Regions from separate parts of the Mus musculus genome. Here all the other regions are linked to region 2. A link is a loop called in an ENCODE intact Hi-C map of the cell type or tissue named here. Cell type or tissue: heart. All regions are shown on one strand.

Evidence for each region. A loop is a pair of places that touch in the nucleus more often than their neighbours do. Peaks named below come from ENCODE experiments on the same cell type or tissue, not always from the same donor. Only the 100,000 strongest peaks of a DNase experiment are listed, where the experiment ranks them.
Region 1: it touches region 2 in a loop (2.3-fold over the local background); 3 of 42 quality-filtered maps call a loop at or near these places.
Region 3: a loop joins it to region 2, with 3 times the contacts of the local background. A loop is called at or near these places in 6 of 42 quality-filtered maps.

The regions. Positions count from the first base shown.
Region 1 is chr14:73,174,333-73,182,332 of GRCm38, forward strand. It overlaps Rcbtb2 (regulator of chromosome condensation (RCC1) and BTB (POZ) domain containing protein 2), which reads left to right. Exons shown (of 15, transcript NM_001170694.1): 12 at 58-184; 13 at 2,663-2,802; 14 at 4,101-4,231. Among named protein-coding and RNA genes, the nearest start is that of Gm52109, 12 kb to the left of the region's middle. In heart, no CTCF peak of the experiment used is centred here; a DNase peak (open chromatin) is centred at 4,969; H3K27ac peaks cover 1,080 bases.
Region 2 is chr14:73,103,337-73,111,336 of GRCm38, forward strand. No RefSeq gene overlaps it. Among named protein-coding and RNA genes, the nearest start is that of Gm35388, 4.4 kb to the left of the region's middle. In heart, a CTCF peak has its summit at 3,192 (motif pointing right); no DNase peak of the experiment used is centred here; H3K27me3 peaks cover 633 bases.
Region 3 is chr14:73,499,113-73,507,112 of GRCm38, forward strand. No RefSeq gene overlaps it. Among named protein-coding and RNA genes, the nearest start is that of Med4, 6.9 kb to the right of the region's middle. In heart, no CTCF peak of the experiment used is centred here; DNase peaks (open chromatin) are centred at 2,919, 3,669 and 3,979; H3K27ac peaks cover 1,344 bases.

The sequences.
Region 1 (8,000 bases), 71 kb after region 2:
CTTGCCGTCATGTTCAACTATGACTGAACCCAGAAGCACTGTGTTGCTTTCCCTTAGAACCTGACGACCACCTCACTGTGGCCGAGTCTCTGAAGAGGGAGTTTGACAACCCTGACACTGCAGACCTCAAGTTTCTGGTTGATGGAAAATACATTTATGCTCACAAAGTCCTTCTCAAAATTAGGTAAGAGTGGGCCTCTGTGGGCAAGAGTGTCTAATGATCCCTGGGACCCAGATGGTGGGTAGGCAGATAGAGCTGGCTCCCATTCATGTCCTCTACATGCCTGCTGTTGTGGGTGTATGTCACACTAAATAGATGTTTAAAATAATTCGTAAGAGCTGGTCTCTTTTGAGGAGTGAAATTAATTCATTTATCAATCACTTCAGATATCCTGACTCTTGAGTAAGGGAACTGTGCCAGACACTTGAGTAATTAAGAGGCAGCTCTGATGAGGCTGTTTGTGCCCTTAAAGCACACAGTGTCAATGGGGTAGGAGTGGGGGAATGAGACAAGATGTGGAAGGCAAGGTGGGCCACAAGTACTGGGTTTGTTCAGGGAATAAGCCATGGAAGTTCTGGCTGTAGCTTAGTGCTGAATAAATAAGTTTTGCCCTTGGAACAGAGCCAGATGCTCTGATTTAACTTTACTGCCTGGGGCCTGAACACAGCCCTGCAGACAGCCCTGCAGACAGCCCTGAACACAGCACTGCAGACAGCCCTGAACACAGCCCTGCAGACAGCCCTGAACACAGCCCTGCAGGCAGCCCTGAACACAGCCCTGCAGACAGCCCTGAACACAGCCCTGCAGACAGTCTTGAACACAGCCCTGAACACAGCCTTGCAGACAGTCCTGAACACAGCACTGCAGATAGCTCTGAACACAGCCCTGCAGATAGCCCTGCAGACAGCCCTGAACACAGCCCTGTAGATAGCCCTGCAGACAGCCCTGAACACAGGCCTGCAGACAGCCCTGCAGATAGCCCTGAACACAGGTCTGCAGACAGCCCTGAACACAGCCCTGCAGACAGCCCTACAGACAGTCCTGAACACAGCTGGATTCGGATACAGCCATGCTGGAGAAAAAAAAAAGTGGTTTTTCCAGACCAAGAAGGACCTGGGTGATGCCAACACAAAAATGTTTTAAATCACACTTCTTACATTTACATTTATAAATGTAAATAAATTACATTTATTTATGTGAGCAGTGCATGATATTCACCTTATCTTTGTTCCATGTCACAGTCTATGAAGCCACCACCCTACCTTCAGATAGAAAAATCTGTCCTTCCCCAAAGATCCTAAGTCCCATACTGAGCAGCCAATGATTTTTTCCTTTCATACACACTACGCATGTTCTAGAAGCTCATATGTATGAAATTATATAGCATCTCTTCTTTCCTGCCTGCCTCTTTCCTTCCTAACATGATGATCTGGGACTGTGTTGCCACTGTGTCAAAGATATTGAAACCCTCTTTCCGTGACTCAGAAACCCAATATGGTATTTTGGTCTCAAGTTCCCATTCTGAAAGGTCACATAGTGCCACCTGGTTCACTCTCACCACGGAGCCTCTACTTTCACGAAGGAAATGGGGGTTTAGTTTACTGTGACAGAGCAAACACTGAACACGCTCAGCCTACACCATGACAACGCACTTTATCATATGAGCAGTATGGTGTTTTCTCTGAGGCAGGGAGAAGAACCAGGCCTACACTTGAGCTTGTGGTGGTCTGTGGCAATCTTCCTCTTTCTGAGGCATGACACGTAGCATTCTCCGAGTCTGCCTGTGTCCCAGGCTTCTCCTTTGTCTGATTGCCTTGGGGTCTACCACAGTGACTTGGCTTATGATGATTTTTGTAAAGAGCCTGTCTTCACATAAGTTCACATTGTCGGTTACTAGGAACTTTTAGGGACATAATTCAGACAGAATGGAGTAAAGAGACATAATTAATCAGTTATAAAAACAATACTTATCAGTAAAGACAGTGTGAGAAGGAGGCCAGAGATCCCCCGTCTCCCCCAGTCCAGCAGGCTGCATTGTAAAGTCAGCTGCTGGGCCGCCCACAGCAGCAGCAGTAGGCTGCAATGTAGAGTCAGATGCCTGGGCCACCTGCAGCAGCAGCAGCAGCAGCAGCAGCAGGCTGCATTTGCAGTCTTGCCGATTAGGCAATTGAAAAGCAAGGAGCCAAGGCAATGACAAGGTTTTTGGCAGTGTTCTGTGCCTGTACGAAAATGCCTGAGATAAGTAACTGACATAAAGGTTATTTGCTTACTTGGTGCGGCTGAACTGTAACTCCAGCTTGAAAGCTTACCCTGGCTTGGGGTTGATTTGGAGGTTTTGTTTGGGGCCTCCTGAAAAGCACCATATCTTGGTGGGAACTGCCTACTGGAACCACCCTACTACTGTCACAAATCAGGGGTCAAAGAGGAGCTTGGTCTCCATAAGTCCCCTTCAGTGCATTGCCCCAGTGATAGACCCCACACTAAGTTCCCTTCTCTAACCCTACCTCTTAAAGGTTCTACCACCTCCTATTATTGCTACCCTGGGACCAAGTTTTGACAGACTAGCAAACAGGAAAGGTATACAGCTTCAAGAGAAAGTCCTCAGGTAGTCCCTTGACTCCAGTCTAGAACCTGGGCTATGATCTTCCTTTCTTCTTTCAGGTGTGAACATTTTCGTTCTTCATTAGAAGACAGTGAAGACGATATTGTAGAAATGAGCGAGTTTTCGTATCCTGTGTTCCGAGCTTTCCTGGAGTATCTATACACAGATAACATCAGCCTATCTCCTGAGGAGGCAGTAGGTAATCATCAGAGACCTTACCACCAAGTTGGCAAATGTTGAATAATTAGGAAGGTGGCTTCTTTCCAGGCCAGGAGACAGACACTGCGATGTTTGCAGGAGCTCTTCTGGTGATGTTGAGCCTGCGCTTTTCTCTTTTTGGTCCTTGGATGTAGCATTTGCCTTTTCTCAGACTCTGCCACTGAGCTACACCCTCAGGCCCAGAACGCAGACTTCCCTTGTCACTACTACATATGAAGGTTGAGTGGGTAGCTCTAGTAAGAGGTCAACATCGATCACCACTGGAGCATCACAGGCAAGCATGGAAGGAAGGGCAGATGGCGAATCTTGTCTGTGAATGCAGAGCCCTAGAAGATCTCTTTGTCATTGCCCCAGAGTAGATCAAGGCCATGTCTGCTACACTCGGCTGTGAAAGTGGGCATTTTAGGTAACTCAGTTAAACATTTCACAATCTGAAATCTATTATATAGGTAATAGATTTTTTTTTTCATTTGGAGAAATCAATGAATAAGAATGTGAGGGTTGAAGACCAGGTCATGCCCAGGGAAAATAGCCTAGCCAAGAGAACAAAAGAAGAGCCACTGATTAAAGAGAAAAGAAACATTAGCAAGTAACAGAGTGCCCGGGGTCAGAGCATGTATGTCCCCACAGTACACTCTGGGTGAGTATTGAATAAGAGGACTCCAGATCAGTCTTTGAATTTGGCACAGTGAAGCCCATTTATGTGTGGGAAGACTCAACCGTGGGGCAGCTTCAGACAGTGGCAAGTGAGAGCGACAGCTAATGAGACTGCTCTCTGAGAGACTGCTCTCCAGGAGTGATGCTGAAGCGAAGCGGGGCAGAAAGATGGGTTGGAGGACAGGAGGCAGATGTGCCCACGACAGGGGATTCCTTTGTGTTATCTGGTGCTGGAACTGAAGGCAGGCTTGGCCTGCTGAGCTTGTGCACTGTGTCACTGCCCACTCCCAACCCAACCGGCTTTCTTTTTAATTCCGTGACAACATGTGTGCTGGTGGGCGTGGCCTCCAAAGATTCTGCTGACCCAGGAGAGGGGAATTCAGAGAAACACAAACCTGTTTCATTTCTAGGAAAAATTATTCAAGCCATTCTGATGTTAACTCCTATCCGTTGTCAGTGTCAGCTCAGCTCAGCTGTCTTCCCGGGGTGCTGTGAAGGCGGCTTCAGAGTTGCAGAGCTCATTTTGCCCGACGGATGGAAGCCCTTCACAGCCCTCTGAGCACTGCACCTCAATGGTCAGGCGCTCAGAGCGCACCCACAATACATTCTCCTTTCCATCAGGGTTGCTAGATCTGGCTACATTTTACAGTGAGACTCGGTTGAAAAAGCTCTGTCAACAAACTATCAAGCAAGGAATCTGTGAGGAGAATGCTATTGCTCTGCTCTCTGCTGCTGTCAAGTATGATGCCCAGGTAAGAAAAGCATCTTCCAGTGAGCCACTAAAAGTAACGTGTAGCTAGATGAAAATGGAACATACAGAAATAAAGTCTTAGAGAACTTATGTGACTATAATGGCATCAAACGTGTCTCAGGAACATTAGAAGAAGACACTGTGAAAGGCCAGGAGACCTAATTTCCAGTGATTAAAATCTTTCTACATCAAGCATGAAATGACTCTCAGGCCGAGCCTCACAGTGTGAGTTCAGGACCCACATATGGAAGGAGAGAACTGTCTCCAAATTGTCCCCGAGCTCCATACATGTGCTGTGACATGCACCATGGACAAGCTCCATACATGTGCTGTGACATGCACCATGGACAAGCTCCATACATGTGCTGTGACATGCACCATGGACAAGCACACACACACACATAAATTCACAAGTAAGTTAAATGACACATTGAGAAAATGTTTTCATAACATACAATAAAGCAAGTTCTTCATAGAAAAAAATGAAAAGAAAATATGGGCAGTTTGACTGGGAGAAAAATGAACCAAAGAACGAATGGCAAACATAATGAATGAGAGAAGCAGGAGATGATTCTGTCCTTAAAGAGCACATACTCGCACGGGGCGATCAGACGTGGTTTGTATTTCCTTCTCCTTGCTCTCTTCCTGAACTTTCTGCAGTGGCTGTGAATTGTCACGATAAAGAAAGGAAAGAGCCTTAATTTAGAGCTGAATCAGTAGGAAACAGGCCATAGCTGCTTGGAGTCAGCTTCCTCTTGGCATAGGATAGCCTCCCTCCCCACTGACTTTAAAAAATAGATTAGTGAGGGAGACTGGTAAAGACGGAGTGCCCTTTTCCTTTTTGGTAAACAGTAACATGCTTATGTAGGGGATTCTAAGTCTGCGGAGGAAACAATGCAGGGAGCAGACTATATGACTGTTCTGTCCATGGGCCTGGCTGCCCCCAGCACCCCAGGGCAGAGCTCAGTCCGCCTTCCTTTACTTTCTATTAAAAACTTTGTTTTGTGGTTCTACACATTGAATTTTAGACCTTTGTACTAGCCAGGCAAGAGCTGACCTCTGAGCTAGATCCCCAGCTGTCTTGTTTATTTTGAGGCAGATCTCACTAGTCCAGGTTTAACCTTGAACACTTTGTAGCCCAGACAGGTTTCCAACTTGCCATTTTCTTGCCCTTGGGCTCTTAAGTGTCTTGAAAAATAGGCCTGAACCACTAGGCCTAACTTGTATATATTTTTAAATTCTTAAAACTTGTATTTTTAAATACTTGAAGTTTCATTTTTCATTCAGTATTTAAACAAAACCAAAACACCATGCAACTGTATCCACATGGAGTAGGCTGGCTGGTAGTAGGGAATGTCCAGTGAGGTGGCTGTGTCCACCAGTAGGTGGTAAGGGTAGCCCCACCCAGGTCGTTGGCTATAGGAATGTTGAAAAGTGCTTGGATTCTAACTATACTTGATGTCTTAGATGTGGGATGGGGATGGGGAAGGCTAGATTAACGTTCATGTCAAGAATTTTGGGCTGCGTAACTGAAGAGATGAACAGTCTTACTGTGTGATGGAGCGTGGCAAGGAGCACCCAGTCAGTCGGCTAGGGCGACTAGGAGCAGCATTTTAGGAGACACACTAGGAATCTGGTCTCAAGGGTCTGTGAAGCATGCAGAAAAGACATCAGTGAGCCAGTCTGAAGTGTAGAGAGAAGTGTCCTGAGAGCTGTAAGAGGACACTAGCAAAGGACTCTACAGAAGTACCATGGGAAAGCCACTTTTAATGTTGAATGAAAAGTGAAATTTCAAATATTTAGAAATACACAATTCAGGACAGGTGTTTCAGGAGTTGAGAAAAATCCTTAAATACGCTGAAGCTCTAGTGAGTCAGGTTGCATGCTGTGATCCAGTACGAAAGCTACATTGTTGCAGTAGAGCCCTGCGGAAAGGCCTGAGAGAATGGAAGCGAGGAACTGGCAATGGGGGAGCCAGAAACAGCTTTTCCTGGTAATTTTACTTACAGATTTAATGGGAAACAGATTGAAGGGCCGGCTGAGATAATCAATGCATGTTTGTGTAAACAGGACAACAGCTTGAAAAGCAAGCTGATAGGGACAGTTGCTAGTGCAGGTCCTCAAATAGGTGGGGCAGTGTGACCTAATGGTAGAGCCAGGAGGTAGGCCTTATATTAATCATGGACCATTCACTATGATACCCAAAGAGGAATGTCCACAGGTTTCTAGCAAGAGGCAGAAGTGAGGGGAAGGGCTTTATGGAGCCTCTCTGAGTAAAGCAGGAGGCCCATTCGCTCGCATAGTCAGGGTAAGAGGAAGTATTGGATGACGTATGAGTCATGTTCCAGAAGGATGAACAGGGAACAGAACTAAGAGCTCTTATTAAAAGGTGGCTGTGTAAAACAATTGCATTTAAGTAGAGAAAGTGTTAGAAAAATAATAAAGAGCTTGTCTTATACAGTCAGAATTCTCTGGGAGGTCAGTTCTACTCTATATCAATTTATTTAATCCCATGAACTCTTTCTGAATTCCATTTTAAAAATAATTATGGGAAATTCCCAGTCCAAAAACCAAAGGAGGATAGACCTAAGTGGTAGTTTCTTAGGAACATTTGGTTTCCCAGTCATTATCAATTCTCCTGACTCTGGATCTCTAAGACACTGAAGTGCTCATGTCCCCACCTCCTTAGCATCAGTCCTGGTGTGGGTGGGCATCCCTCCAACATTCTGTAGAACTCAACCTAAGCGGTGCCACTCTGTCATGTATACTTTCTTATGCTGTCTGCTACTGAGTGGCTCTCAGGGTATTTGGCATTTATCCAGACAGCACATTCTTGTTGTCATGCAGGGACATGACTATTCCGTTTTGTCTTCAAGAGCTCATGTGGGGCAGAAATGTCCCACTGCCACTGAGACTCCAGCAGCCTGCCAGTCTGTTATGGGATGGCATGATTACATTTCCCTTGTGTAGCTAGTTTTCTTTCTCACAGGGGAAATCTCCTATGGGTTCGTGTACATGTTGGCATGGCTGTTTATTTTTCTGCATTCATCTTCAGCATTTGCTAGAGTTTACATACATGTATTTAGAGGAAAGACTGTAATAGGCAATGGACATGTATAATTTCTTGGGAACTGTTGGGAGCTTTATATTTTATAAATAGCTTCAACAACAGAGACAGAATTTTAAACTTTGAATATGAACAGGTGGTGGTACCTTTGTGCTGAGTCAGACCATACCTGGGTGTAGAACACTCCCTTAGAAAGCCTACTCTGCCCGAGGATTTAAGCCAATTCCTCAGCACTGATTTTATATAAATACATGTATTTGTATTGATACATATGTAATTCTGTAAAAATTACTTTGGCTCTGGAGACTGAACCCAGAGCTTCACCTGTACTAAGCACACAGTCTACTGCTTAGTTACTCCTAGTTAAGATTATCAAAGGTGAATGTGATGAAGTCCACCCATCCCACCCATTGTCCTGCAGAGAAAAATAAGGATGTTAATGACCCAGGCTTACTGGCATTAGCAGTTGTCATGTTGTCCTTTTGTCTATAAACTCTTCACAGGCAGAAGCATTTAAAAACACAGGGGAGGGCAGTGCTGTGAACAAGCATTGAAAGGGGAGGAAGGAATGACTGGAAAAGGTGCTGGAGGATGCCTAGCTTAGGTTCCTCTTTTGGAGGAAAAGGCTAGGCGTTTGGCCTGGCTGCATTGGACTCTTGTGTTATGTACACTTTCAGAAACATGGACTAATTGTTAATAATTG
Region 2 (8,000 bases):
ATCTCACATAAATTCATATTCAGCTTCATTCATGCTCATTTATTCATTTTCATTCAAACCCAGTTGGGCCCAGCTTGCATGCATTCTCACAATTACATACACACACACACATACACACACTCACGCACACGCGCACGTATACATTCTCCCATTTACATACTCACACACACATCCATACTTACATATGCATACGGAGCAAAAGACCAAGCACTGGTGCAGAAAGAACTCATTCATTCTGGATGAAAAAAATGCGCTCCAATCTTTAATATATAGAGAGAAAAAAAAAACTTCTACTTTTTTAATTCTAAATGAATTAGACTCATGTTTGTAAGGGGAAAAAAAAAGTTTTGTTTCTTTTAAAAAGACTAAACCTGCCTTGTCCTTACCATGGGACCTGCTGTTCTGTCCCATGGTAAGGAGAAGCCTGCTGGCTCCTTCTGCTCTCTGCGACATCTTCTTTTTTTCCTCTTTCCCTCTGCATTCTGCACATTGCTCTCTTAGTATTTTATGTTACCTCTAGTTTCTAAGTAATTCCACTCTGCATCCTCCTTCTAATCTAAAAAGTGTTCTGTCTAAAAACTTCTCCGCAACTCAGTTCCTCTCTCAGCTCAGTTCTTCTCACCTCTGTTTCTCTCACCCCAGTCCCTCAGTCCTGACTCTTCTCTTTGTCCTCCGCTCTTAAACATCATTCAGAGCACATGATCACATGTTACAAAGTGCATCACAAGTTCACACAAAAAATCAAATCATAAATTTAAATATAAGTTTACAACGCCGAATGTTTACACGCATACCATGAGGAGTAATTATCTGGCTAAACATCCATCACCTGTCTGAGCTGCACAGGTTCACAGAAGGCTTAAAACCATAACTAAGTTATAAGTGAAGTTCTGTATAGATAAGCCCAGCCAATATTTTATCTTCTGTCCTAGCACCTATAATAAATCATTAGTTCCCTTCTAATGACCTTTGGTTAATTGTTTTACAACCTCTTGGAATGTGCTCTGGGTAGGAGAAAGTCTGGTTACCATCTAAGAGCAATTAACTGGTGACACTTGGAAGACTGACAGAGTTCTCATTGCAGCTTTGACTACCAGAAAAAGACCTAATAGCAGTCCCATTATAAAAGAGCTTAATAATCACAGATATAATTTTAGGACTTCTTATAGGATCATCATTAAGACTGAAGCCATCCATTTGTCTATATAGCAACACTACAAGATGGTACATCTTCGTGGATCTGCAGAGATCTACTTCAAAGGGGGTGTTCTTCTACTTAGTGACTGTTATATATGTTTAATAATAACAGGAAAAGCATATTAATAGCAGGAATCTTTCCTAAAATTAGTCCCTCACAACCTTGCTTAATAAGGGCTCACCTGCCTCAGAGTATATAATAATCCAAGGCAGGCCACTTCAGGATGATCATCTGCTGGTCATTAACTTGTCCCATTATGGCTCCTGACAAATGGGTCTACAGGAGGGGGGCTGGGGCTGGTAACAAGGGGTTATCTTAACTGGAGACCTTAGATAGTGGGTGATCGGGATTGGACTATGTTTGTGGTTTACTCTGCTGGGTCAGAGCCACAGGTTAAATTAATTAAATCAAGGCCATTTGTACAACTGATAGCCTGTTTCTGAAGGGTCAATTCAGGGCCATTTATAGAATTGGTATTCTGTTTCTAACGCGTTCTTCTTGCTTAGCCTGAGTGTACAACAGCCTGATCAATTCTACCCTTCCACCCACCCCAATCTGGTGCCCTTCTGCCTACCAGTTGCCACCATCAACTTGGTTTCTGGTTGTTTTTAATACTTGGTAGACACCCAAGTAATTCGCATTTTATTTCATTTTTTAAAAAAATACCTAAATTACCACCCTCATTGCCCAATATGCACCTCTCTGGTGGCACAGATGCCTGCGTTTCGACCTTCATACTGTGTCTGCCCACGTGATTCAGCAGAAACACATTTACCTGTTTGCTTCCTCAACAAGGCACCAGCTTGGCCTAACTGACCCAGAGCACAGCAGCAGCTTCCACTAGACAAGAGACTGAACACTGATCCAACTCTGAATAAATGCCTTTCTGGGGACCTAAGAACAGGGAGGAAGACATCTGTCACAGCAGTCAAGGTGGAAGCCCCTGAGGGTGAGGGCTGAAGCCTCTACTGCTGTGCTGAAAGGACCCACAAACCACACAAACCACACAGGTCACCATGGCAACCCAAATGACTCATCTGAAAATTGAGGGTCATCTTTAATTTACAGAAGTGGCACTTATGGACTGTAGGCGGGGCGACTGTTCTATTATCAGCTTGTGAACTCAGGGCATTCGGTCTGTAAGCCACAGAGCTAGAGGATTCGGGCACAGCTGTTCTTTCCTCCCATCCAAATAAAGGGCTCCTTCAGCTACTGAGGAATGTGAGACCAGGGGCAACAGGTGGCCATGAAGAGGTAGAGACAGAAAGACAATGGCTACAGTAATCAGACATACCAAGATGGCGGCTCATGAAAAGTGAATTTTATATATGTTATTGATAGCTTTTGTAGAGGAAAAGCAGATGTTCCTTTTAGAGTCGGGAGACGGTTTCGAACACGGCCATGTTTCCTGAGATAAGGGATAAATAGAAAGAACAAACCTCCCCTTGTAGGAGAATTAGGGCATTTACATCCCTGTGGTGTGGTGTTGCCTGGCAACACACAGGACACATCATTCTGCTTCGTTTCAGAAATACAACTATCTGCTGGCATAAAGAAGTCCCATTTGTTGTATATATATTTTTAATCATTTATTTTATATCTGAAATTCACATTAATCTAGACGTCTTGCATTTTTACTTGCTATACCTGACATCCCTAATTTTTTTAGAAGAATAGGAAATGAAAATTCACATGGAGTTGGGATCAAGATGGAGTCCAGGACATAAGGAGAGGTTGGTGGGAAGCCATCCAGTGAGCAGCACAGAAGATGTCTCTAGAGGATAGCTCTGTGATGCTTTAGCGCACAGAACATACGTGAGAGAGGTGGCATTTGCACTTAAAGCTATGGTACAAACCAAAGGTTAGCCAGGAGACCTGCACGGGGGAGCATACTTATCCAAAAGTATTTTAGCTCGTAGTGAGCAAAGCTTGAAGAACATTGAACTTTTCTGATTCGTTTTATACTCATCAGCCTGGTCTTTGAACGGCTAAAGTTGAGATTCTAGTTTTGCTCTGCAGGGGGCAGCATTGCCAAAAATTTTATCAAGCCTTAAAAAAAAAAAAAAAAAAAAGGAAACAAGCTTCACACACACACACACACACACACAAAGGGATCCTGCAAAAGGGATCCTCAACTTTCCTCCTTCGACCTCCAAGGAAATTTATTCGTGAATAAAAACAAACTTCAGCACCTGTGACCTGAAAAAGGGAGGAGACACAAAAGAACAGAAACTGTCTCCGAAACCCATTTGTCCAAAGCAAAAACTATTTCCCCCAACTGCCCAATCGGCTTGGTTTTGTTTTGATTGTAAACTAACTTTGCTTTCCACCTTCTAAAACAAGATTCAGCACCAATAGATGGTTCCAAAACTGTCTAATGGATTAAAAAAAAAAAAAAAAACTATGTTATTTTGAGCTCTGGGCCAATTCTAGTTAAATACACAAGAAACATGCATGTCTGTAAGACTCCCAAGACAGATCGCCCACCTCTCTGAGGCCCTGCTGCCTAGCTGGCTCAGATGGCACTGGGCTCAGCTATCTCCAGGAGGCACCATCTACAATTGAAAAGGACTTTAGCACCAGACAACACAAAATGCAGGAGTAGCGTGGACACCCACATCTAATTACAGCTTTTTACAGGGCTTATAGGGTTCAGAGACTACCTGGTGCCACGCCATTAAGAAAATCACGTGGTTTCCTCATGGTTAATGATTGCCAGGCTCTGAATAAGTGGCCCAACCTTTGTATTTAAAGAGCAGGTGATCCACACAGACCTATCCCTGGCTCTCACTGGGAACTGCAGAAAGCCTCTATCAAAGAAAGATGGAGTAGGGGGCTCTGGTTTAAAGAAAAGGTGCGGAATCAGTCTTGTCAGCAGCTGCCTAGTTCCTCTTTTCCAAGACACCTCTTTCCTCTTTCCCTGAAAGGCACCTGCTGCTCCCCAGTGCCTAAACGTCTGCTCACTTCTTCAGGCAAAAGCTATCTTCAGGCGAGTTTCAACTTGAAGGTGTTAATTGCCTACACCAGGGCGTTTGAGTGCTTGTCTAATTTGCTCTGGAAAACTGGGTGTTGCCTCCCCTAAAGGAATCTCACTGTGAGCAGGTGTGTCAGGTCCTTCCAGAGGGCAACTCTGGGGCTGTTGCTGAGCTGGGCCGGATGGGCCAGGAGTGCATCTGACCTCCGTGCCATTTCCTCACACGGGGTGGGCTGATAGGCTTTGACAGAACCAAATCTAAATCTGCTGAACAAAAGCCCTGGGTTTAACGAACTCTTTCCTCCCTCATCCAGGGACTATCCCAAAGTACTGGTTCCATAAATGAATATTGAGCTTAAATAGAGTAAATAAATAAATAAATAAATAAATAAATAAACAACAATCCCTTAGCCAAGCATAGTGGCATATTCTTGGTATCTCTGCACTCGGGAGTCTGAGACAGGAGAATGGCTAGTTCCAGGCTAGTCTGGGATCCGTACTGAGGTTCTCGTTCAAATCACCATTGTCGTCATTATCGTCATTACCATCCAATGAGGATCTTTTAACAAAAAATAAAGATGTTGTTATCCTCTTGCTATCTGTTTCATAACTAAAACCACCAGAAACCACAATACCCGTGGCTGTGGCTGACTCTTCCATTTGGCTATCAGAGGAAGGAAAGGAAGAGTAGGAAAGGAGAGAGAAGACACTAGCTTTAAAAAAGCCTTTTTATCTTTGACATATGCTCACAGATCTCTCTCTGCCAAGCAAATGGAGCACTTGCCTTCAGGGAGGAGAATCAAGCCAGTCTCCATCTTCTCTACTAAAGGCAAGTAGCTACTTCCCTCAGAGGGTATCATGTCATCTCTGGTAGCAGAGGCGACAACCCAGCTGTAGATAGTATTAGAAATTCAGAGATGTTACACACCTCATTCTGCAGGGCAGGGATTGGCCCCCAGACCCCGAGACTTCCATCACTGGCCAGAAGGACACTGAGAAATGCCCCTTTTTTGTCCCTCTAGGATTCTGGCTGGGAGGTTTCCTAAGTTTCTTCTCATTCTCATTCTGTGGCCCCAGAAAGTGAACCCTCAGAGGTGGGACTTTGGTTTCTTCCGTTGCCCGTGCGATGTGTAAACGTGGAGCAAGGCAGGGCCTTCTTCACTTTGTGGTAAGAAGTAATGGTCCCCACATTGGTCTGTTCTCTTTCCTGCCCTCACAAACCCCTTAGAAGGAAGGACCGGGCGTTACAAGGAGCTACCATTGCCCACCCCACCCCAGGAGAAGAGGCCCTTAGAGAAGCCTGTAAGCCTACAAGGGCTCCCTCCTGCTGTACTAACTCACTCTGTATCTCTTAAGGGCTTATATCCATTTACCCAGTCTTCTTCAAATATTTGAGAAAAAAATGTAACATATCCCAAGCACTTTTCAAGGCCTAGGAAATACAATATCCTTTCCTTCCCAGAGCCTTCTGGGGAATATGAAAACTAAATACACAATTGTAAAGGATGTTCACAATTGAGACAAAGGAGGTGCACAAGCTATCCCATAAGATTTAAGATCCCCTTTAACTTTACTCGACGACAAGATAATACCTTAGCTTGTCATCGTGTCCTAGAAGGTCAGAGAACATGAGAGTCCTGGACCTAGGTCAGAAGCAAGGGACTTTAGTTCTTATCCCCTCTGAGCAGGGTGCAGAGTGCCCTTCCCTCAAGCTCCAGCAGGCCAGACGACTGCTGTCAAGCCCTAAGCAGCATAATAGCTCAGGAGGTCCCTGCTTAGAGTCTACCCATTCCCTAGCAGATGGGAAGGAAGTCTCTGGAAAGTCATCCTTTGCACAGCCCCTTACCTTGTTATTTAAGGTCCTTCACAGCAAACACAGCCCAGAGAAAGGGCCCAGGGAAAAGCACACATGGGACTTAGCATCCTTGGAACTCTCAGCGAGAAGTTTTGGGGGTCCCAGAATAACTCCCACCTCTAGAGCAACTTTGCTGGGAAACTTCCCAGACCCAGAGCTGGCTCTTCACCCCTTGTTCTCCTTGTTTGTTTGTTTGTTTGTTTGTTTGTTTGTTTTACATTCCATGTTGATGCTTAACCTGGTAAACCTGGGTAGCCACCAACAGAAGGTGGTAAGGAGGCAGGAACTGCGCTCCCTCCTGCTGGCAAGTGCTCTGAGGTGGCCTTGGGTAAAGAGCTTAATTTCTTCTTTCTGGGACTCCTCACCTGTAAATGGAAGATAATGATATTCTCCTACCTCCTCTTCAGAATTAATTAATGGTTGGGCTGACCTCTGGGTCTACAGATGAAAGGCTGTCATTGCAAGCCACGTGCATCAACATTACCTCATTACCAACGTCATATCATCGTTAACATCATCTCATCATCATCATCATCTCATCATCATCATCATCATCATCATCGTTATCACCATAGCCAAGAGTCCCCATGATAAAAGCTACAGAATTCCCACAGGAAGCTCCTGAAGGCCTCCCCCTTGCTAAGCCTTTCAGCCTCCTCTTCTACACCTTCTAAAAGAACCAACCAACTCTCCTCCCCTTTGGCAACTCTCACTCTCCACAGCTAAGAGCTGGTTATTGTCCTGGGACCCCAGTTTCACACACCCTCACTTTGCAATGCCTTTCTCCCAACAACTGAACCTGAGCACTTAGGACAAACTCCAAAGGAAGACTATTAAACAGATGGACCGGGAGCAGGTGAAGGAAGCCTTAAGACACTTTCAGAAGGTCTCAAGAAAGAAAGAAGGCCTCACCCCCAGAATTTCCCACCAAATGACTAACTTATTACACCTTTCCTACTTCCTGTGTGGACTGATACAGAAGAGCAGTGTTTCCCTTCCGTGCAATGTGATGATGTAATGGTCATGATCTTCTTGGTGCATTCATGTTTTCTGCTGCTATTGCTGACTACTAGAGGCTAGATAACTTGGAGAATTAAAGTTTCTTTAACCCATGATTGTAGAGTGTTGGAGGTCCTTAGGTAGTCTGTGTTTGGGGCATCTTCTTGCCAATGGGATCCCTGCAGACTCTCGTGGCCAGAGGAATCCATACAAGAGACAAACTGGTTTGTAACAGACACACCCAGCTTGGGGATAAGACTATTTTAGTCGACCAATCCATCAGGAAGCTAGTCATTTCTTAAAAATCCCACCTGGTCCTACACTGTCACAAGGGGGACCAAATTTTGACAGGAATTTCGGTAGGCTCTAAACCATAGCACCTGGGACTCTGACGTAGCCAGCTGCTTGTGCTGAAATGAATTGGTAAGTGTGATTTGCTGCACTCTCCTCGTTGCTGAGCCTCCTTTAGCCCTCATCTTGGCTCCCTTGGGAATCCACCAAAATGAATGGCTTGCTAAGCCTTTTTGGTTATGATTCAAGTACTGCTTGGCTGTAGATTAGCATTCAGATGTGAAGGCTGTTGAGAGACTGACTCAGCTACTGGGTCAGTGATGCCCAGCCCCAGCATGTAATGGCAAGTTGCATAAGGACACTAAAGTAGCACTTTAAGCTTCTGGGGACTCAGATATTACCTGGTGGTGATCATTTGTATTTCCTCCTGTGTGCTGGGCATTGTTCTATTCCTCTTGTACAAAAAGACCTATAATCCTCAAACAAGGAAGTAAATTCTATTATTGCCTCTGCTTTACAGGATACAAAACAGAGAGACAAAGAGCTTAAATGCCCAGCTCCCTGTGGGTGGTGCCACCCTGGAAAGAGAGTCCTTCTAGCTAGAAGAAAGGCAGTTGAGCAAGCCTTGGAGAACAAAACAGTAAGCAGCACCCCTCTACGGTCTCTGCTTCAGCTCCTGTCTC
Region 3 (8,000 bases), 400 kb after region 2:
ACAGGGTCTATGTATACCAGGCTGGCCTTAAATTTACCATGTGTGCATTTGAAGATGACCTTGAACTCTTGATTCTTATGCTTCTACGTCCCAAGTCCTGGGATGACAGGCATTCGCCACCACACCAACTGTTTTTATTAACTTCTCAAAGAACTGGCTTATATAAAGTCATCTACTTGAGAGGCAGAAGCAGGATTGGTCCAAGTTCAATGCCAATTTGGTCTATATAGTGAGTACATATTGAGACCTTGTTTCAACAGATCAAAACATAATCGTTACACTTTTGTTGCTGCTGCTGGTTTTTGCTATTGTTGAGACAAAGACTCTTTGTTTAGCCTTGGCTGTCCTGGAACTCACTGTGTAGACCAGGCTGGCCTCAAACTCGGAGATCTGCCTGTCTCTGCTTCCCAAGTGTTGATATTAAAGGCCTGTACCACCACATCCGGCTTTATTACAGTTTTACTCATGTTTTTATATTGAAATAAAAAAATCAAGTTAGCTTATACACAGAAGAAGAGAGACTCCGTTATGCAGGGCAGTAAGACAGACGAGACTCGTGGTAACTCTTGACTAGGATACACAGTAACATTAAACCTTATGGAAACTGAACCTGGAAGGTTCCAGGGACCTCTGTCAGCTCCTGGAACTGCTGCTTAGTGCCCCACCTCATGGGCCGAACTCAAGCCTCTTTTCTGCTGCTCCTTCCCCCCTACACAGTACTCACCGTAGCTTTCTTCTTGCTAGCACATCTACACATTCCTGGGCTGATTTCTTTCTCCATTTGATTTACCCAGCCCATCATGGCTTGTCCATCTTTCAGTTTCAGTTTGTGTATTCTTTCTGGCTCAACTTCTTGAGATAGATAGATAGATAGATAGATAGATAGATAGATAGATAGATAGATAGATAGATAGCCCTGGCACATGTTTGTTTGTTTCCTCCTAATCCAGGCTGGCTGGCCTCAAACTCACTAAGTAGCCAAGGATGGCCTTGACTTCCGGATCCACTTGTTTCAACCTTTCCAACCCTGGGATTACAAGAACCATACACAAATCTTCACATTTGTTTTTTAAAGCCATGGTTACAGATGCAAATGCCATGAATACCAGATGCAATCACCATGGCTACAGAGGCAATCAGTCTTCTCTTCATTTGTGTCAAGTCATCACACTGTACCTGTGTTAGTGTAGAGTCTTCTAATGACTACTCTAACTTCATCTCCCAGCTCATTTTCTACATACTTTGGAACTTTCCCATTGATACCAGCACAGAATATAGACACTTCAACATCTTTACAAAATTACTCTCCATTGAACCTCATGACTTGTGCCTTAGAGCATTCGACTTTCTAATCCCATTGTTGAGGTTTGGGGCTTGCTTTCTATTGTAATGATGATTGTGGGAACCCAAAATCTGGAGTCCATAGACCCTATGTGACCTTGACTCCAAATTATTTCTAATTGGTGAATAAAGATGTTGACATCCAATAGCTGGGCAGAAGAGATGTAGGCGGGGTTTAAGATTCCCAGACTTGGTGATCAGAGGAGAACCGGGAGAAGGAGAATATGGAGGAAGAGAAGTCGCAATGAGTTAGGTGAGTTTAAGTGAACACTGCCCTGAGGGTTGGCCAATTGGAGTTAAGAGCATGAGCCTGCTGCATTACAAAACATCATCTGTACTTTGGTCTGTCATGGCTCCCTAGCTGGGGTTGAGTGTAGAGAACAAGCAAAAGAAACTTATTCTAAGTACTGCCAACTCGTTTTCCAACTAAATTCAAGGTCCGAGTCCTTAGGGGAGCTGGGGACTTCCCTGTAGCTGAACATCTTCTGTTGTAAACAGGTTGTCTGAGTCCACACATCTCAAGGACAACTTCTCCATTTTGCTGGTGGGTCAAACAAGGTCATGTTCCCAGGACTAGGAATGAATACCTATCCCACTTCTCCAAACAAATGCTTTCTCAATTGTCTGTTGACTTGTAAAGACTATTGCTGTTATATAAACTATGGTGCATAAGTTCTAAAACATATATAACCATTTGCCTGTTATTCCCTAATTAACTGAATGCCACTGGCCTGCTCCTTTGTCCCCTTATCACCCTGAGCTCCAGGCCCAATGTCTAGGAGAGTGAATTAAGGACCTGGAAGTCAGGTGCCCTGGATATGGCTCAGTCTCCAACGGGTGCTCCCTTGCTTAGCCCATAATGTCAAAATACAGTTGAATAACACAGCGGCTCTCCCCAGCTCCCCCTTGCTTTGTGCTCCCATCCTTTAAAAATGTTGTACAGTCTCCCTACAGGGACATGGTTCAGATGCTGACCTAGCCAACTCCCTGACCCCCAGAAAATAGACTTTCATTTTTAAGCTTCTGGAACGGAAGTGCGTTTTCTCGGTTTCCACCCCAAACCCAACAGTGAGTCGATTTTTGTCAGAGACCTCAGAGGCCTTCTTGTCTTTTAGTGTCTCAGAGCTTTTATGAGTTCTCGTTTTCATCCCTTGGTTCGTAGCCAAAGCTTTGCCCTCCTTAGAGGTAGTTTCTGTGGCTGTCCATTTGAGGCGGCCCTCACCCCTTTATAATATTTACCATAAACTAAAACTGTCTCTCTCATACTGGCTTGTTAAAGCTCTGCCTCCCCATTGGAAAGTCAGCTGTAGAGGGTGGGGATCATTTGGCTCATCTCCCATTGTGTCAGCAGGGTCTCTGGCTGTGTCCTCGGGATCACAGCTACTCCCTGCCTGTGCTGGGGGTTTAAACAAGCAGACGGGCCTGGGCTCAGACCTGTGCACATGCTTTTGGTCTGTCTGAACGCTCTTGCTTACTCTCTCACTCTCTATGTCATACCACTGTTTACAGTTTCCAAAGAGAAATGCAGAGCAGGAAATTATCCAGCCTAACATCTATCAACAGAGGCTCCAGAGTGGTTTGTTCGCCCCGCCCAGGAGATTTCCCAGGACCCTTCTCTCTACCTTTGCCTTTGACCCTTTCTCCTGATGATTCAGGCCGAGACAGCTCTGATGGCTGCCTTTCTTGCCTTGCATTTCTTGGGGCCACCTTGAACCTACTCAGGCTCCTGGCAGGACCTGCCATACAGGAACCCAAACATATCCATTATCACCCAAAATAGGCAGGATAGGTCAGAGTTTTAGACTCTTTGGACTTTGGCCATTTCGTAGTCCTTGGTGATAGAGCCTGGATAGACTCTTCACTTTTTCTGAGAATCTAAAGTTTCTGATCAGCACCCTAGAACAACCTAAGCCAAAAAGCTTTTTTTTTTTTTTTTTTTTGCAAACATTTAAATATGCATGTGTCAGAATTCTCTCTTGTGAAACGATATTTGCACCTCCTAACTTCATCCCTTTTCATCTTGAACCTTGCATCCACTGCTCTGTGAGTTCGATATACATCCATAGGGAAAAGCCGCTGACACTTCTAGAATTCACTTGTGCCAACGCTCTTTGAAATTGTAAGGATTTTTTGTTTGTTTTTTTTTTTGTTTGTTTGTTTGAGAAGCATCTCAGTGGTTTGGCCGGAGCCTGAGAAATAGCTCTGCAGTGATTTGCACAACACACTGGTATGTCGGGAGTGTGCACACGCAGATCCTGGAAGTGGATTGCCTGAGCAGCCGGCAGATGAAGCGTTTTGCCCTTGTCTGCTTGAGAACAGATAAAAAGCCTGGATCAGACAGAGTGAAATGTGGCCATTTGGCAAGGGCTTTCCAGGGAGAAGAAAAGGTCTGGCAACCAGCAGCCTTTGAAGCTTCAGATCTCCTAGGAGAGAGAATTGAGTGCCTGTAATTAGAAATTTTATATCAGGTATTAGATTCACAAAATGGGCAGGGAATGTTCTGGAAGCCTGACTTCTGAGGACAGGGAGTCACTGTATGCATGTCTGCATTGGGACTGCCCAAAGGGAATAACTTATTGGGGGAGGGGGGGGGTGAGAACTAGACCTGGCAGCTGTCCAGCAAGACGAAGAGCAACATGTTATCCAAGAAGAGGCCGGGGGCCAAGCCCCAGAGGCTCTGAAAGGACAAAGAGCCCACTGTTCCACAGAAACAAGGACCAAGAGGCCTCCTTTAACCTCGTTGCTTTTACTCAAACATTTAGCAGTAAATTCACCTTTGTGCCTTTAATGATACAAATCTGGGCAGAGAGTGCACCTTTGGGTGCATCTGACAGTTAATGGAAATTTGGAAATCACAATGCATTTTTCGGGAAGACACAATGGACGGCAATGTGGGGGTCTCGGGGTGGATACAGTTCTGCACTTGCTGGCACTAAGCTATGTTTATCTCCAAGCCTTTGTGGGTAGAGTACAGTGACTCATTTGTGCACAGGGCCATATAGTTCTTTCTGGATTGTGATAAACATTCAGACCCAAGGTTAAGGAAATTCGAGGCAAACTGTGCCAATATAACTATATTGTTTAAGCTCATCAAATGCTTCAGGAATTAAATCAAATTACTATGCATTTATCAAGCATCTGTCTTACCACGTGAGGGCTCACGGGCAAAAGCAAACTGGTTTGAAATGCAAGGAAACGGAAAACAAAGAGATTACAGCCAATCTTTTCTGAATTGTCTTCCCAGAGTGAAAGACAGGATGCTCACGAACTTACCAACAGCTGAAGGAAACGTTTCTGGGAACTCTCACACATAGCACAGCCAAAGCAAATATTTTGATCGGGAAGAAAACAAAGGTTGAAATGAATGTAAAACTGACCTTCACAGAAGATTCGAGATGAGTCTCGTGATGACAAAAAATGCTAAGCATGTCCTTAGGTGTAGGACAAACTGTTCAAAGGTTAAAGGGCCGGGGCAGCATATCGGAAGACCAATTTAAACATCTTAGTCTGTGGAAAACAAGTTCTGTGTAATTTCTTTTTGTGGTGCTGAGGGTTAGACCCAGAGTCTCCCATGTAGTAGGCAAGCACACCACCTCTGTACTGCTGCCCTAGCTCCACAGCCTCTTTTCTTGAGGGTCTCATTAGATCTCCCAGGCAGGCATGAACTTGCTATAGATATGTCTCAGAATATAGAGTTTCGTTAGGTCTTAAATTTCCAGCCTTCCGACTCAGCCTCGCAAGTCCGAGTTAGCCATGCTGGGATAATTGTTCTTCTTTCTTTCTCTTTAAATCTTTGTTTCCTCTCCATTCCCATTTTAACTCCCTCTTCTGTCCTCCCTCGCTTGCTTCCTCCTTCTTTTCCTCTTCCTTCTTCCCCCATTCTTTTCTTTTTCTTTTTCCCTCTTTTCCGTCATCCTTCTGTGTCTTAACATTAGGAAGAAAAGAGCAAAAATAATTATTCTGTTGAAAGCCATGAGTTAGAATTTGGCCAAGGCAATTCAGATGGCAGTGAACTACATTTGTACTAGGTAATTGACTGTACTTTAGCAACATTAATTTGTTGACTGATGGCTGCTAAGAGCAATTAGTCTCTACCATGGGTCCTTAAATTCAGAAGGTTCTTGAAGACACTGAGCCAGTAGAGACCATCTCCAATCACTCTGTGCTACCATCAGAGAATACCTTAGGCTGGATTGCCATAATAAACAGAAATGCGATACCCTTGAAGGTGGGAAGGCCAAGACGTAGGAGCCACATCTGGCAAGGCTCTTTTTGCTACACATTTAAATGAAGAAGTTGATGACTCCCACATTTGAAGTTAGAGATTTGCCACAGGCCTGGTGCCAGCTGGATTTACACAGTGGTGAGTACCAGGACAGCGAGGCTGTACAGTAAGATGTTTTCTTAAAGACAAACAAGAAAGGATGATGGTGGAGTGCTCTGTCTCTTTGGCTGAGTTATCTCTTTCTCTGGTCCTCTCTGTTCCATTCTCTAACACTAAACCCAGGGCACTTCTACCTTAATGCTTTCTGTCTTTACCCTCCCTAAGTATTTTCTCTGTGTGTCTGTGTCTGTCTGTCTCCCCCATTCCCCTTCTCTCTCTCTCTCTCTCTCTCTCTCTCTCTCTCTCTCTCTCTCTCTCTCTCTCTCTGTGTGTGTGTGTGTGTGTGTGTGTGTGTGTGTGTGCATTTGTGAGCATTCACTCAGAGGCCAGAAGAGGATGCAGGTATCTTCCTTTATTGGCTTTACCTGTGCAGCCTGGTGTTTGCATAGAGGGGGCCATTCCTACTACAGGGGTTCATCCCTGGGTAAGCACAAACTGAAGCTTGATGTTAGTAGATATATTTCTCCCCAAGATTAGAGGCTCTGAGGCCCATGCATCCAGGTAGAGTGTCAGAGCTTTTTGCTTCTTGGAGAACGGAGCTAATGAATGTTGTAGGCCTGGATTCCTTCCCTTGATACTGAGCTCCTGGGAGAGGCATGCCTACTTCTGCTCCTCCACCTCACCCTTGATCTTCAACAGGAGCCTGGAAACTTAATTTGGGAAATGGCCAGGGAAAAGAGTTTTCCAGAGCAGAAGCAGGTGATAGAATAATGTCTGCCAGTTTCCACAGCAGTGCCCAGCGTGGAAATTGAACTAGTCTATCATTAGTTGACGATGTTTCACATTCCGGGATCGGTTTTAAAGTATGGTGAGAAATATGGGAAGGTAAAATACTGAAAACTAGCTTTTTATTACTTTCTTCCTTACAGGCAAGCTGTAATAGTTTGTATTGCTTTTAGTGTCTTTAATTCCCCTTTGTATCATTCTCTGGTGATTTCTGCATTCCTATCAATGGTAAATCTGATATTTATTAGTGCCCACTTTGCTCACTACTTCATTGTGCAGTAGTCCCACACAGTGGAGTGGGAGTGGGGGAAGCAGAATTTCTGAGTACAACACTGGTGTACAGATATGCTAGGGGCTAGCCTGGGGAGCTGGAAGAGTGTCTTGGGCCACCCTGTGCTCCTATAACAGAACATCCCGCACCGGACAATGTATGTAGAACAGAAATTTGGCTGGATGAGAAAGGTGTTTGTTGCCAAGCTCGAAGACCTGAGTTCAGTCCCCAGAACCCAGTGGAAGGAGAGAACCAACTCCTGAAAGTTGTTCTTTATCTTCTGGTTCTTGAGGCTGAAAAGTCTGGGACCTCAGGGTTGTGTGTGGTGAGGGCCTTCCTGCTGCCTTATCCCAGGACAACAGAGCAGAAGGGCGTGCCTGCCCGAGGGAAGGGGGCACTTCCCTGTAACTAACCAAGATAATTCATTCACTAGGGCTCTGTCTCTCCTCCTAAAAGCTTCACTCCTCTGCACTATTGCCCGTTGCTTGTGTGTGGTGCGATGTGAGTGGGGAGGAGGATGGTTGCATACAACGGAGGCAGACTATGGAAGCTCTTTCTTCTGATTTTGCCTCCTTTCTTAGCGCACAGAGTGAAGCAAGATCCTAAGTTTCGAGGGGAGGGCCAAGGAGATGCGGCCAGCTGCTTGGAGACAGGCAGGGATGTGAACTGACGCCAGGATGTGGGGAGGATTTAGAGCAGGGACATAGACTGATTATGCAGTCTCAGTTGGGGTCATTGGAGATTCAGGGTTTTGTAGCGGGCAAAGCTGTACATAGCCCAGCTTGAAGTCTTGACAAGACAGCAACACATATCAAGATGAGGAGAAGGCCTGGGAATGTAGCTCAGTGGTGAGTGCTTGCCTGATCTTGAGAAGGCCCTGGCTTCAGTGAGCCTTACCAGTGTGAGGCAGTGCAGCTCCTTGAGCTCTGTAGATGCTGACTGACATGCAAGCCCTCCGCGTGAGCCTCTGGGGCTGCTCCCACAGTTCCACTTTTTTGGAGATCAGTGGCTCAGTCCAAGGAGCCTGGAGCAGGCAGACCTGGTTTCCCTCTGAGGAAAGCTACCTCACTGTGTCCTCCCAAGGCCTTTTCTCATATCTCTGGCACATCTCCGACTCTCCCTGGGTCCCAGTCAGATTAGACAGGGCCCCCACCCTAATAACCCCCAATTAACTTAATCACCCCCTTGAAGGACCTGTCTTCAAACTTTCACACCTTTTTATCCACGGTAAGACTAATACAGCTGAGCACGGTGGGGCACATTTTTAATATCATGGCA